Linked DNA regions of Homo sapiens: region 1 is linked to region 2. Evidence: chromatin loops called from intact Hi-C (ENCODE). Cell type or tissue: heart right ventricle. All regions are shown on one strand. Each heading gives the region's core, and the rest is flanking DNA. Links, peaks and the distances in the headings are about the cores only. Region 1 overlaps QKI (QKI, KH domain containing RNA binding). Region 2 overlaps LOC105378102 (a long non-coding RNA gene).

Region 1 (2,808 bases), core at 212-2,711, 500 kb after region 2:
AGGAATATAGTCATGTGCAAATACAGACATGGTCCCAGTTCTATAACAAACTAAATGAACAAAAACTATAGTTGAAGCAGAGTAGCAAAATAAGACCTCTTAAAAGAAACCTCTAAACATACTTCATAACACAAAGAATAATTTTACCTTTTATTGAGTTTCTACATCTCATCATATAACTTAAACTAAGGAAGTTATGCCAATATTAAAAGCATTATGTTGGATTCTACAGTCATTCAGTCTATATGGCTAGGAGATACAAATCCAGAATTCAGAGTAATGAAGTCTAATGTCTTTCCACATAAAAAGCCTCCCCAAGAACTCTGTGGTGGAAGTCAGCATTTTATTCCATTATTATCAGGTAGATTCCCTTACAGGTAAGTAATATTTTCACCTTCATTTCATAGTTAGGAAAGAGAGATTTGGGGATTAAGTACTTTCACCAAAGACCACATAAAGATGAAAATCTAGCTGACTCCAAAAGCTGTATTCTTTTACTCATACCATTTGGCCTCTCCAGCACTACTGCTCCATCCCCAAAGTTAAATTTGGTTGCTGCTAGAGTGAGTGATCATGATAGTGGGAAAAGCAGTGATGACAGATGGTAAGAGCTAGATAGAGAAGAAGGAAAAGATGGGGCAGTGAGTAGAAATTAGAACTATGAATAAAGTAAAGAACAAAAAAGTAGAGACATATACAATGAGGGGGGAAAGGAAATGGTATATTCAAATTAAAAGTGGAATGAAAATCAGACAAGACATTCTCATTTAAGCTTTTCACCATCCATATTTACTCATCCATGAGGACTTCTAAGATTATTCTAGGCCAGGCACAGTAGCTCACGTCTGTAATTCCAGCACTTTGGGAGGCCAAGGCAGGCAGATCACTTGAGATCAGGAGTTCGAGATCAGCCTGGTCAACATGGCAAAACTCAATCTTTACTAAAAATACACAAATTAGCTGGGCGTGGTGGCACACACTTGTATTACCTGCTACTCGGGAGGCTGAGACATGAGAATTGCTCACACCCTGGAGATGGAGGTTGCAGTGAGCCAAGCCACTGTACTCCAGCCTGGGCAACAGAGTGAGACTCTGTTTCAAAAAAAAAAAAAAAAAGGATTCAGGACGCGGTGGCTCATGCCTGTAATCTCAACACTTTGGGAGGCCGAGATAAGTGGATCACCTGAGGTCAGCAGTTTGAGAACAGCCTGGCCAACACGGTGAAACCCCATCTCTACTAAGAATACAAAAAAAAAAATTAGCCATGTGTGGTGGCGGGCACCTGTAATCCCAGCTACTCGGGAGACTGAGGCAGGAGAATCACTTGAAACCAGGAGGCGGAGGGTGCATTGAGCCGAGATCGTGCCACTGCAATCCAGCCTGGGCAACAGAGTGAGACTCCGTCCCCCACCCCCCCGAAAAAAAAAAAAAACAAAAAAAAACCACGAAGGATTATTCTAGAGCGAAAATTCTGAGTTTGATAGAATAAATTCTTTCGCTTGAACAACAAATATTTGTAGGTGTCTGTCATGTAATACATGCTCAAGAATCTGCTATTATTAATGCAGTAGTTCCTATCTTTCTGTGGTATCAGACACTGTGCTGGAGACACACTGGTAAGCCATACAGCCCTTGCCCATGAAGACCTGGCAGTGGGCCAAGCTGTGGAGGTGAAAGAAGATGAAACTGATGATCTGGACCCTGTGCAGGCCTAGGTTAATGTGTGTGTTTGTCTTCAACAAAAAGGACTCAGAAGTAAAAATTAAATAGAAAAGTTCGAAAACAGAAAAGAGCTTATAGAATAAGGATATAAAGAAAATATTTCTGTACAGCTGTATAATGTATTTGTATTTTAAACTGTAATTGTAGTCAAAGGTTTAAAAAATTTAGAAGTTTATAAAGTTATAGTATGTTAAGGTTAATTTATTACTTAAGAAAAATATCTTTTATAAATTCAGGGCAGCCTAAGAATACAATGTTTATTAAATCCACAGTAGTATCCTAGGACTTTCACACATTCACTCACCACTCACTCACTGACTCACCGAGAGCAACTTCCAGTCCTGCAAGCCCCATTTATGGTAAGTGCTTTATACAGGTATACCATTTTTTATCTTTTATACCACATTTTTACTGTACCTTTTCTATGTTTAGAATGTTTCTACGTTTACACAAATACCATTGTGTTATAACTGCCTACAGTATTCAGTACAGTAGCATGCTGTACAGGTTTGCAGCCTAGGAACAAAAAAGGCTATACCATACAGCTGAGGTGTGTAGTAGGCTATACCATCTAGATTTATGCAAGTACACCCTATGATGTTCGCAAAAGGAAATAGCATAATGATGCATTTATCAGAATCTATCACTGTCTTTAAGCAATGCATGACTTTATGTGTATGTGTATATATATCTTTCTCTTTAAAATAATAATAGTACTGGTCATCAATGTCATTATAAATGATGACTGTGATGTAAAATTATATTCTGGAAATACTGTGTTCTGATAGATCTGAAAGACAGTATCTACTGATCTGATCATTATTTATCTGAAATATTATCTGAAATCTGAAAATGGTCTTTTCCCAGACTTTGTAGGCATAAAAAATACTTAGAAAAGACACCTAACAAATGCTGTTTGCAAATGACTTCTCACATGTAGATCTACTATACATAGCAAAAGGAAGGTAGAATGTAACAGGTTAATTTTCCCAACTCATTTTTACTAAGTTCCTCCTTAAAATTCAACCACATAATCCAGAAAACCTTAAAAGCTACTCAAACACAAACCTCACAGTACATTTAGCT
Region 2 (2,808 bases), core at 277-2,776:
CCTGAGCCCTGGGTGATGACGCACACAGAGTTCATGGTGACAAGTCCGTCTGTCTGTGAATTCGTTCAGATCTGACAGCGTCAGGCGTGTCATGGACAGGACAGCCCCAACCCCGTGAGAATCATTTCCTCTTGGGCCTTGGGGAAACAATCCTTTCAAGAAGCAGCTTCTTGAAGCTTGGAAAACATCTAATCAGTGCGGCAGTATGGCAGCAAGACTTCTTGAACAGGGGGCCCCCAGAGCTTTCTGACAATACATTCCGGAGATGCACCTGAGAACCCCTTTGAAAGACAGCACAATTTGACATCCACATTTTGTGACCATGACCTCAAAAACAGGTTCACTCTTACCATTAAAAAAAATGGGGAAAAAAAGCCCTGCTTTACACCTAACTCCTGCACCTACCACCCATAAGTTAATAAATAGAAGATGGCAATATTTTACTTTGACCCCTCACTGAAACAATCTGAGATTATTTTGTTTTTATCAACATCAAATGCACAGCTGCTGCAATCATGTATGACTCAAATATTAAAGGCAACTTTCACCAAATGGTCACACCAGCAAAAGCTTCCTCTACTTCTAATGTCCCTCTGTGGGTTGATTGGGTTGATTGTCCCACAGATAGGTTCTTCCTCATTTAATCAACCAGGATTAGCGTAAGGGTAGGCATTCACATTCATGCTTACTAAAAATAACGTGACAAAAAAGGCTTTGGGATAAGGCTAGCTTCCAGATTACCAAGTTAAATAAGCATGTACCATTACCTTAAATTTGCAAGTACTTTAATGTTTTAAGAATGTTTCCTATGTATTTATCTGGTTCACTAATCATTTATTCAGCTTGTCTGCATGGCCTGTATCCTGAGAAGTTTTGTGAAGTTCAGTGTTACTACGCCATCTTAATTTAATCAGGGTGATGTTTTCAAAGTTATCAACATGCAGATTTGTTAGAATATAGGTTTGGCCACTATCACAGAAACCATAAATGACAGTAGCTTAAATAAGTTGGAAGTTTATTTCTCTCTCATAAAATACTGAGATGAGAGGAACATCCAGCTGGAAGGGCAGCTCCCTCCTCCTGCCTTGTTGCTCTGTCTTCCGTAAGGTTGTGAAAGGAAAACAAATCTTGGGACCCCAAAATCACTAAGCTAAGGAGAAAAGTCAACCTGGGAACTGCTTAGGGCAAACCTGCCTCCCATTCCATTCAAAGTCATCCCTCTGCTCACTGAGATAAATGCATATCTGATTGCTTCCTTTGGAGAGGCTCATCAGACACTCAAAACAATGCATCCATTTGTCTCTTATCTACCTACGACCTGGAAGCCCCCTCCCTACTTCTAGTTGTCCTGCCTTTCCAGCCCAACCACCATACATCTTAACATATTGATGTCTCAGGTCTCCCTAAAATGTATAAAACCAAACTGTGCCCTGACCACCTTGGGGACATGTCACCAGGACCTCCTGAGGCTGTCACAGGCACACATCCTTAACTTTGGTGAAATAAACTTACTAAATTGACTGAGACCTCTCTCGGATATGTGGGGTTCATGACGTACCATGCTCTGCACCAATGCTGGCTCATCCCACATTGGTATCCTGGACAGCAGAAGGGAAGAGGAGGCACCACCTGGAAGCTCCACATATCCCTCTCTGTACACACCACTGGCCAGGACATAGACTTATGGCCAAAATGAGCTGCAAGGGAATCTTGGAAGCATGGGCTGGCTAGGCAGCAGCATGCCTATGTAGAAATTCTAACACGAGTGCAAGATAAGAAGTGTCAACAAAAAGAGTTAGACTCCATAAAATATTTGAAAGATTTACTCTGAGTCAAATATGAGTGGCCAATGGCCCGTGAAACAGCTCTCAGGAGATCCTGAGAACATGTGCCCAAGGTGGTCAGGCTATAACTTGGTTTTATACATTTCAGAGACACATAAGACCTCAATAAATACATAAGATATCAATCAATATATGTAAAATTTATATTTGTTTTGTCAGAAAAGATGGGAAAACTGAAAGCAGGGAGCATCCAGGTCATAGGTGGCAATTTTCTGATTGGCAATTGGTTGAAAGAGTTCATCTAAAGACCTGGAATCAATAGAAGGGAGTATCTGAGTTAAGATACGGGGTCCAGGAGATCTAGGTTTTATCACACAAATGAAGCCTCCCTGCAGCAGGCTTCAGAGAAAATAGATTTTAAATGTCTCTTATCAGACTTAAAGAGTCTGTTTGTCAGTCTTAAGGTTTCTGTTTTAATGTTAATGCTGGTCAGCTATGCCTGAATTCCAAAGAAAGGAAGGGATCATGAGGCATATCTTACCCCCACTTCCCACTGTGGCCTGAATTCATTTTTCAGATTAACTTTGGAATGCCCTTGGCCAAGGGGAGGGCCCATCAGTTGGCTGACATGCTTTGACTTTTATTTTTGGCTTGTAGAAGAATGGATTTAGGGGGTAAAACCAACAATCTGTATAATATTTTTTTCTTTGTAGCTTTACAGCTTTTTATAGTAAAATAAGATTCTGTAGCACAATAACTAAATATTGTTGAATTGTTCAATATTTTGAATATTGAGCTCATGAACCAAATACTGTTTGGAGAGGAAGCACTACTATTTTATCTCCTCCTTTAGCGCATCAAAAACCAGGACCAGAAGACCCGCATCCGTGCCCCTCTCTCCTAGAGTTCGGACATGGTCCCCCTTTCACTTAGGATGAGATCTGTGCTTCTACTACTTGTAAAAAATGACATGAGACAAGGAAAAGAAGTCTGCTACTTAGTTATGGTCTAGGATATACTGAAA

Evidence for each region. Peaks named below come from ENCODE experiments on the same cell type or tissue, not always from the same donor. Only the 100,000 strongest peaks of a DNase experiment are listed, where the experiment ranks them.
Region 1: a loop joins it to region 2, with 4 times the contacts of the local background. A loop is called at or near these places in 2 of 110 quality-filtered maps.

Annotation. Positions count from the first base shown.
Region 1 is chr6:163,437,965-163,440,772 of GRCh38, reverse strand. The region is part of intron 1 of QKI (QKI, KH domain containing RNA binding); the gene reads right to left. Among named protein-coding and RNA genes, the nearest start is that of QKI, 25 kb to the right of the region's middle. In heart right ventricle, for the core only: no CTCF peak of the experiment used is centred there; a DNase peak (open chromatin) is centred at 1,656; H3K4me3 peaks cover 229 bases; H3K27ac peaks cover 1,319 bases.
Region 2 is chr6:163,936,154-163,938,961 of GRCh38, reverse strand. All of the region lies in intron 4 of LOC105378102 (a long non-coding RNA gene), which reads right to left. Among named protein-coding and RNA genes, the nearest start is that of QKI, 520 kb to the right of the region's middle. In heart right ventricle, for the core only: no CTCF peak of the experiment used is centred there; no DNase peak of the experiment used is centred there.